Regions from separate parts of the Homo sapiens genome. Here region 1 is linked to region 2. The links are chromatin loops, found by intact Hi-C in ENCODE. Cell type or tissue: PC-9. All regions are shown on one strand.

Region 1 (5,000 bases), 280 kb after region 2:
GGAGAATGGCGTGAACTTAGGAGGTGGAGCTTGCAGTGAGTCCAGATCGAGCCACTGCACTCCAGCCTGGGCGAGAGAGTGAGACTCCCTGTCTTAAAAAAAAAAAGTATAAAAATTTTTAAATGAAAAGTTTTCAAGTTTAGAGAGTCTTCAATCTGTAAAGTACACTTCTCAAAAGAAGACGTACATCGGGCCAAGAAACATGAAAGGAAGCTCAACATCACTATTGTTAAAGAAATGCAAATCAAAACCACAATGAGATACCATCTCCTCTCAGTCAGAGTGGCTATTGTTAAAAAGTCAAAAAACAACAGACGCTGGCGAGGTTGCAGAGAAAAAGAAATGCTTTGACACTGTTGGTGGGAGTGTAAATTAGTTCAACCACTGTGGAAGACGGTGTGGCAATTCCTCAAAGAGCTAGAGGCAGAAATACCATTTGACCCAGCAATCCCATTACTGGGTATATACCCAAAGGAATATGAATCATTCTATTATAAAGATACATATGCATGTGTGTTCATTACAGCACTATTCACAATAGCAAAGACATGGAATCAACCCAAATGATAGACTGATAGACCCATCAATAATAGACTGAAAAATATGGTGCATGTACACTATGGAATAGTATGCAGCCATAAAAAGGAATGAGATCATGTCCTCTGCAGGGACATGGATGGAGTTGGAAGCCATTATCCTCAGCAAACCAACACAGAAACAGAAAATCAAACACTGCGTGTTCTCACTTTTAAGTGGGAGCTGATTGATGAGAACACATGGACACATGGGGGAAAGTAACACACAATGGGCACCTATCGGGTGTAGGGGGAGGGGGAACATCAGGAAGAATGGTTAATGGATGCTGGGCTTAATACCTAGGTGATGGGATGATCTGTGTAGCAAACCACCATGGCATTCGTCTACCTAGGTAACCTGCACCTCCTACACGTGTACCCTTGAACTTAAAAATTGAAGAAAAAAATTTATAAAGTGCATTTTTGTACTACAGGTTAAGTATCCCTTATCTGAAATGGTTGGAACCAAAAGTGTTTTGAATTTCAGATTTTTTCAAATTTTTAAATATTTGCAAATACATAGTAAGATATCATGGGGAATGGGACCCAATTCTAAACACAAAAATTGGTCTTAGCTTTTCATATGTACCTTATACACATAGCCTGAGGGTAATTTTATATAACATTTTAAATCTGTGATGAAACAGTTTGTATTAGGGTTCTCACATGTGGAATATTCTACTTGTGGCATCGTGTTGGTGCTCAAAAAGTTCAGATTTTGGAGCATTTTGGATTTCAGATTTTTGTTGTTGTTGAGACGGAATCTCGCTCTGTCGCCCAGGCTGGAGTGCAGTGGCCAGATGATCTTGGCTCACTGCAACCTCCACCTCCCAGGTTCAAGAGATTCTCCTGCCTCAGCCTCCTGAGTAGCTGGGACTACAGGCACACACCACCACAGCCGGCTAATTTTTTTATTTTTAGTAGAGGCAGGGTTTCACCATGTCGGCCAGGCTGGTCTCGAACTCCTGGCCTCAGGTGATCTACCCGCCTCAGCCTCCCAAAGTGCTGGGATCACAGGCGTGAGCCACCGCACCTGGCCCTACTAAATTTTCAAAGACTTTTTCCACTTAGCTCTCTTTTCCTCTTCTGTTTTTTTCCCCCTTCACCTTCCATAATTAAACTCTCAGGGTCCAACAGAAGTCTGATTGCACTGTTTATTTTTACCTCCTTTTTTGTGCTTTCTCCTAAAGCAGGAGTCAGCCTTTTTCTGTGAAGGGCTAGATAGCAATTTTTTTTAAGCTTTATTTTCCATTTTTTAACTTTAAGTTCCGGGGTACATGTACAGAACGTGCAGGTTTGCTACATAGGTATATGTGCGCCATGGTGTTTTGCTGCAACTATCGACCCGCCATCTAGGTTTTAAGCCCCACATGCATTAGCTATTTGTCCTGAGCATCTCTTTTTTTTTTCTTGAAGGAAGGTTGCACATCAGACAGTGTTAGTAAAAATTCAACTCCAAATGTTTTGGGACTCAGTGACTGTGGTCTTTCCTCATGAGTTTGTCACAACCAGATATGGACCCACAGGGGTCAGGGAGGTAATTTTTTAAAAAGATCAACAAAGAGACAGCAATAATATGGCACCATCTGCAGGTTAACTTGTGAATTACAATGATTTGTGTTGCATGTAATGTACTAGCTCTTCATTTAACTTTCCTGCTGGGCGGTCATTTCAGATCAACATCAAAAGCTACAAACTGGAAACAGAGGAAGATACTAGCCCCGTGTTTCTGATTCAGTATCACTGAAATACTTTGGAACCATATAAAGGGCAAAGTACATTCCACATGTTGAAGGACAGTGCCTGGCCCTGTGGGGTGTCATCCCCAAGCTGTAGGCATAGTGGCAACCCAGGGGTTCATCTCAACTCCCATCAGGTCAGTAGCTTTTTGGGTGATGAAGTGTATGGTCGGGATCAGCAGGTCCCCTGGTTATGCGCCCCCTGCCTCACCTCATTCTCTTTAGAATGTCCTAGGCACTGTTACTCTGGATCCCATGTCAGTAAATCGGGTACTCAGTGACCCTTAGGAAAGGCTACTATGTAGTGGATCATTGTGATGTTCTGCACAAGGTCCCCAGAGTTTAAATCTCTTTATTGTATCATGACAGAGACATGAGAGTTAACTTAGCCCTGGGACAAAATTGTGAATGTGCATTGTGAACTGCAAAATAATAAGAATGAATGAAAATGTAAACTGGTTTGGATCATATTTCCTGATGGGGATAGAAAAGAACACAATCAAAATCAAATGCAAAATCAACGGCTGCATACCATGTACTTGAGCCTGCACACATCTCTTCCAGCCAGCGTGCCGTATCTGGCCCAATTTGGGTCTGCTACTTGGTTGAGTTGCATAATCTACTATCCCAAGACAAACCAGGATTCCTCATGATCCAGACTGGTTAATGAAATGGATGGCTTGGCACAGTGGCTCATGCCTGTAATCCTAGCACTTTGGGAGGCCAAGGCAGTTGGATCACCTGAGGTCAGGAGTTCGAGACCAGCCTGGCCAACAGGGTGAAACTGTCTCTACTACAAAAATACAAAAATTAGCTAGGCATGGTGGTGCACGCCTGTAGCCTCAGCTACTTGGGAGGCTGAGGGATGAGAATCGCTTGAACCTGGGAGGTGGAGGTTGCTGTGAGCCGAGATCATGCCACTGCACTCTACCCTGGGTGACAGAGCGAAACTCTGACTCAAAACAAATAAATGTAGATGTTACAAGGAGCACCAATCCACCATGTTTTCGATTCTTACGGGTAGCACCAATTTTGGCCATCTCCCTCCGTCTCCCTGTGTGCATCTCATAATGCCCTCTTCTCCATCCTCCCATTGTCCCCTCCTCCCCCCAGATGAAGTACACACAATATATCTCTTTTGTTTGCTATCTTGGCAGAGTGGATAGGGTCAATTTCAGAAATTTCTACTTGGCTTTCCCCATGGAATGCCCTCACCCCACAGGCCAAAGACCCAATGGGGAGGCTATGCCAACTTCTGAGAATATTTACCCCAGTTATACATTTGTGGACTGAGGCCATGACTGCCGGTGGGCCTGTAGTCTTACTGAATCCACTGTGAGCCACCATGCCATGGACAGGACTCCATGGATCACCTGGTCACCATGTGCCCCACAGAAGCAGAGTGCGGGCAGCTGCAATGCTGTGGCAGGTCTCAGGGTATCAATGTCACTTCTGACCCTGTTCTAACAGTCCTCCAAAATACTTCAAATACTTGAGTATTTCCCCTTCCCTGGTGAACAGTTCTGTGAGATCTTAGGTCCCCTTGCAGAAGGACTCAGGAAATCATGACTGTGCCCATTTGCCAGGGTGTTACAGGGTCTTTCTGTTAGATACCTGGCCCTCCTCCCAGTCAAGGGCTTCAGGGTTTGAAATCTGGCGCATATTCAGAAACTGGGCAGGTGGTCCTGACTTTTGTAGGAGCACCCATCCTTAGTCTGCTCATTATCCATCCTGGATTTCTTCCTATGACACAGGTTGAGAAGCACCCCTGTCTGCCTGTGTATTTTGCTGCTAGGGATGTGGTCCTCTATGAACTATCTCCATAGCTCTCTGTGGTCCAGGCTCCCTCAGCTGCTTTTCTGAGCTTTTCCCTGATTGCGGTCATGGCTTCCACCTGGCTTCTGAGGATTATGTGCCACCACGTAGTTCTCCTATTTTAGGGTCTTGTCATCCCACTTGCTATCAGTAAGCCCAGCTCTGTTGAACCCTTCCAACTGTCTGCCCAGGCTGGCAGAGTAGAGCCACCACTGAGCTTCCGAGTGATGTGGGTGCTTTACGTCTTGGTGGAGGATGTTTTCTCTGAGCCTTCCTGTGGAGCATAAATATCTGGTAAGTGATCTGGTCTTGGATGGCACTTCACTGATCATACACACCTCCCTGAGTCTTACAATCCCTTAATCCACTGTCTGACTTGGCACTTCTGACATTTTAACATTACCTAGCATGGGCATCCTCTTTTTCCATGGTCCGAAAGCCATCTGTACTAGCGTCTGTGGCTGCCGTAACAAATGACCACAAACTGGATGGTGTAAAAACAACAGAAACTGTTCTCTGACAGTCCTAGAGGTCAAGGTGTCATCAGGGCCACACTCCCACCAGGGCTTTAGGGGGAGAATCGGTTCCTTGCCTTTTCCAGCTTCTGGTGGTTTCCAGCATTCCTTGGCTTGTGGCCATATCACTTCAGTCTCTGCCTCTGCCTTCACATGGTCTTCCCCCTGTTCTCCATTATCTATCTATGTGTCTCCTATAAAAACACTTGTCACTGGATTTAGGGCCCACCCATATAATCCAGGATGATCTCATCTCAAGATCCTTAATTCTGAAAAGACCATTTTCCCAAATAAGGTCACCTTCACAGGTTTTAGGGATTAGGATGTGGACATTTCTTTTGGGTTTGCAGGGGGTG
Region 2 (5,000 bases):
AGCCCAGTAGCAATAAGCATACCTAGCACTCAGATATTGGTGTCCAGATATTGGTGTGCAGTACCACTGTTCAATAAAAGGAACCAGAGCTACTTGGAGAAATGGCTGATTCTAGTACTAGGACAGGAAATATACAAGATGAGCCTAGAACGTCTTGTAGTGCCAGACAATAAGGAAGTTCTACAAACACACAAACCCTTTGGCTATGCCAGAGGGACACAGAGGTCAACTGAGTTTCCAATGGCCAAAGCTGCAACAATTTGAGCAAGAAAATTAAGTATTGCCCGGCGCGGTGGCTGATGCCTGTAATCCCAGCACTTTGGGAGGCCAAGGTGGGCAGATCATGAGGTCAGGAGATCGAGACCATCCTGGCTAACATGGTGAAACCCTGTCTGTACTAAAAATACAAAAAAATTAGCCGGGCATGGTGGCAGGCACCTGTAGTCCCAGCTCCTCAGGAGGCTGAGGCAGGAGAATGGCGTGAACCCATGAGGCGGAGCTTGCAGTGAGCCGAGACCATGCCACTGCACTCCAGCCTGGGTGACAGAGCAAGACTCCGTCTCAAAAAAAAAAAAAAAAAAATAAGTATTACAACCCAAAGAAAAAAGAAATATCCATGAGTCCATACTAAGATGAATGCATGAATGAATGCATGAATGATCAGGTGCGGCAGTGACTCACGCTTGTAATCCCAGCACTTTGAGAGGCCGAGGTGGGTGGATCACCTGAGGTCAGGAGGTTGAGACCAGCCTGGCCAACATGGTGAAACACCGTCTCTGCTAAAAATACAAAATTAGCCGGGTGTGGTGGCACACGCCTATAGTTCCAGCTACTCGGGAGGCTGAGACAGAAGAATCACTTGAACCCAGAAGGAGGAGGCTGCAGTGAACCTAGATCATGACACAGCACTCCAGCCTGGGTGAGAAGTCCCAACCTGAGGTCGGGAGTTCGAGACCAGCCTCACCAACATGGAGAAGCCCCGTCTCTACTAAAAATACAAAATTAGCTGGGTGTGGTGGCACATGCCTGTAATCCCAGCTACTCGGGAGGCTGAGGCAGGAGAATCACTTGAACCTGGCAGCCAGAGGTTGTGGTGAGCCAAGATCACGCCATTGCACTCCAGCCTGGGTGACTAAGCGAGACTCCATCTCAAAAAAAAAAAAAAAGAATAAAAATGTGAAGTGCTTTCCAAAGACACAAAATCTTGTAATGGCCCAATGGGTTCACTTTGCCCTTTGCCTAGACAGAGCTGAGTTATCAAGACAGGGAATTGCAATAGAGAAAGAGCACACGCAGAGCCAGCTGTGCAGGAGACTGGAGTTTTATTGGTACTCAAATCAGTCTCCCAGAGCATTCAAGGATTGAAGTGTTTAAGGGTTACTTGGTGTGCCAGGGGCAGCCAGGTGACTCAGGAGTGCTGACTGGTCCGGTGGGAGATTAAGTCATAGGGAGTGCAAGCTGTTGTCTTGCACTGAGTCAGTTCCTGGATGGGGGCCACAAGATCAGATGAGCCAGTTTATCAATTTGGGCGGTGCCAGGTGATCCATCAAGTGCAGGGTCTGTAAGAGAAAGTGCTCCTAACCGAAATTAGCCGGGAAGCCTCTCAGGTTTTAAGTAAAGAAAACCTGTCTTTGACTACAAAGCCACGTTTCATGTTTCTTTCTTCTTTCTTTAACTCTTACAGGCATGACTATGGTCAGTGAGCCAATTCTAGTCCATTGCCTGTTTTTGTGCAGAGAGCAAGCTAAGAATAGATTTGCATTTTGAAATGGTTGAAAAAAATCAAAATAAGACTATTTTGTGATATGTAGAAATCATATGAAATCCAGATTTCAGGGCCCATACATAGTTTTATTGGAACAGTCACACTCGTTTATTGATTGGCTGTGGCTGCTTTCATTCTACAAAGGCAGAGGTGAACAGCTGGGACACAGATGGCCTGAGAAGCCTAAAATATTCACTATCTGGCCCTTTACAGAACAAGTTTGCAGACTTCCAGCTTAATGTGTCAAAGATTTTTACAAAGTCCAATTACACAAAGCCACCACTAGTGGGAGGATAAATTGGTGCATCCTCTTCTGAAGGCAATCACAATTTTAAATGCTGAGATGCTCTGACTCAGCATTTAGGAATGTAACCTACAGATTCCTTTGCACATGTTCACGGGGATTTCCATGAGGATATTTCTTGGTACACCATCCTTTGTAATATCAAAGGCCTCAGGGGATCTGCCCACCTCAGCCTCCCAAAGTGTTGGGATTACAAGCATGAGCCACTGCTCCCGGCTATCAAAGGCATTAAACAAGACATATTTCTATCAGTAGGGGAATAGTAAACTAAATAGTAATCATCCGTACAACTTAAAAGCCATTAAAAAGAATTAGATCTTGGCCTGGTGCGGTGGCTCATGCCTGTAATTCCAGCACTTTGGGAGGCAAGACAGGTGGATCACCTGAGGTCAGTTCAAGACCAGCCTGGCCAACATGGTGAAACCCCATCTCTACTAAAAATACAAAAAATTAGCTGGGTGTGGTGGTGCACACCTGAAATCCCAGCTACTCAGGAGGGTAAGGCAGGAGAATCGCTTGAACCTGGGAGGTGGAGGTTGCAATGAGCTGAGATCGCACCATTGCACCCCAGCTTGGGCAACAAGAGCCATACTCCATCTCAAAAAAAAAAAAAAAAAAAAAAAAAAGAATTAGATCTCTAAGGAAAGGGTTGAACCCAGTTATGCTACATAGTTTCATGCCTTTGAGGCACTGTATATATTGCTCGCTCTGAGACATTTGCCCCGTCCTTACCTATGAATTTCTCAGACAACTCACAAAAGGAGTTCATGTCAACTGATTCATGCATCAACTGACAAGACTCAGCTTAACTGTTGGTTCCTTTGTGAAGCCTACCTTGACTCCCTCAACAGAAATGCCCACTCCCCTCCTTGTGCCCCCACAGTAATATGGATCTACCTCCATCATACACTTATTTCTATACTGCCTTTGTTTAGATGTCCACCTCCTCCACCAGACTCCAGAAGGGCAAGCACCATGGCTTGTTCTTTGCACTGCTAGGACCCAGCACAACCCTTAGGCAGTAAATACTCAGGGATCTTTGCAGAGAAGCAGGGATGAGGGCACTTGGCAAGGGCTATGAAGATCTCCTGCCTCTCATCTGTGGGCAGCCTTAGAATTTTCCAGGCTGATTGCTGGGGATCAAATAGTCACATGGGGATCTACTTGGCACCTAAACTAATTCCCACATTCAGGGAACCTTGTCATTCATGAGGAGCCAGGTCCTCCTCTAGGACTGAAGGTGGCAAAAATGTGTGCCCTTTGGAAACACTCCATGACACATGAAAAAATGGCCAACGTTGAGACTCAAAATCTTAGCTATGGAAGCCTGGGAGGATGATAGCTTTGGATGATCTGTGGCCTTCTGATGCCTCTACCACTGCAACACAAGAGCCCTTAATTGTCCAGAGTCCTATAAAAAAGGATGGAAAACTAGGACCACCATCCAGGGGCTTATGCAAATACATAAAGTGTCTGAATTATACTCTAAACTCAACCAGTATCAGTTAGGGTAAATCAGTAGCAAATATCTTTTTTTTTTTTTTTGAGACAGAGTCTCACCCTGTCGCCCAGGTTGGAGTGCAGTGGCGTGATCTCGGCTCGCTGCAACCACAGCCTCCTGGGTTCAAGCAATTCTCCTGCCTCAGCCTCCTGAATAGCTGGGATTACAGGCATGAGCCACCACACCCAGCTAATTTTTGAATTTTTAGTAGAGACAGGGTTTCACCATGTTGGCCAGGCTGGTCTCAAACTCCTGACCTCAGGTGATCCACCCATCTCGGCCTCCCAAAGTGTTGGCACTACAGGCGTGAGCCACCGCGCCCAGCTCCTTACCTTTTTAAAGAGGGAATGAAAACTAAAACAAAGGGCACCAGATTGAGTTAATTCTTCATGTTGAAACATGAATAAAGTGAACTAAAAACGTACCAGTATCCAGTAAATGTGTCCAATGTAGAGCCCAAACTAGGTGATTCAAGCTCTAGATGGGTCTTCTAGTTTCACAATTATATATGAACTAATTAACAAAAAAAACCACTTTTTTTCTTCTTCTTTTTTTGCTACACAGTCCTAAATCTTAGAAATCCTCAGTGGCCATGCTCATTACCCCAGCACTTTGGGAGGCCAAGGAGAGAGAATCGCATGAGACCAGGAGTTTGATAGCAGCCTGAGCAACAGAGCAAGACCCCATCTCTACAAAAAAATAAAATAAATTAGCGAGGTGGTATGCACCAGTAGTACCAGCTATTCAGGAGGCTGAAGTGGGATGACTGAACCCAAGAGTTTGAGGCTACAGTGAGATATGATTGTACCACTGCCCTCCAGCCTAGGTGACAGAGAAAGACCCTGTCTCTTAAAAAACAAACAAAAAAATCCTCAGAGATCATTTTTGAAACAAGCTTCAATGCAATGTACAATCAAATAACTTTCCTTGGTCCTTAAATTACTCAAAATAGGTAATTTCTAAATATCAACAAAATACTTTCAAGTTTCTATATCTAGCAACATCTCATTCTATGAACTAGACCAGCTCTGGCAATGAAGACACCATAGGAAATATTATTTATAGTAAACTTTATTTTCATTGATATTTCACTTAACATAATTTCAAAGTCAGTCTGTGGTCTAAGATGAGCAAAAGAAAAGATATTCTAAATCTCTCAAGAGATTTTTTTTCACACTGTTCCTCTGAGCAGGGAATGGGGTTTCAGGGTTCTCAATGTCAACACCTAACATTTTACCCTTGAGATTTACCTATAGATACAGAAAGAGATAAAATCAATATACAAGAATCGATCTCTATGATGGTCTCAATAAGCTCATGTTACATGCTCACCACCTCTGTAGGGTTATAATGGTAACAACTGATTTTCCACCCCTCCGCCAAATTTGGTGTCTTTTTTTTTTTAGGTAAAATGTCAGATGCAAAAATGC

What was found. Peaks named below come from ENCODE experiments on the same cell type or tissue, not always from the same donor. Only the 100,000 strongest peaks of a DNase experiment are listed, where the experiment ranks them.
Region 1: a loop joins it to region 2, with 10 times the contacts of the local background. A loop is called at or near these places in 4 of 110 quality-filtered maps.

The regions. Positions count from the first base shown.
Region 1 is chr6:10,475,792-10,480,791 of GRCh38, reverse strand. The region is part of intron 1 of LINC02522 (long intergenic non-protein coding RNA 2522); the gene reads left to right. Among named protein-coding and RNA genes, the nearest start is that of LINC02522, 3.7 kb to the left of the region's middle. In PC-9, CTCF peaks have their summits at 1,908 and 2,107; no DNase peak of the experiment used is centred here.
Region 2 is chr6:10,756,605-10,761,604 of GRCh38, reverse strand. It overlaps TMEM14B (transmembrane protein 14B), which reads right to left. Exons shown (of 6, transcript NM_030969.5): 6 at 4,624-5,000. Among named protein-coding and RNA genes, the nearest start is that of TMEM14B, 11 kb to the right of the region's middle. In PC-9, CTCF peaks have their summits at 1,785 and 1,985; DNase peaks (open chromatin) are centred at 1,414 and 2,144; H3K27ac peaks cover 3,587 bases.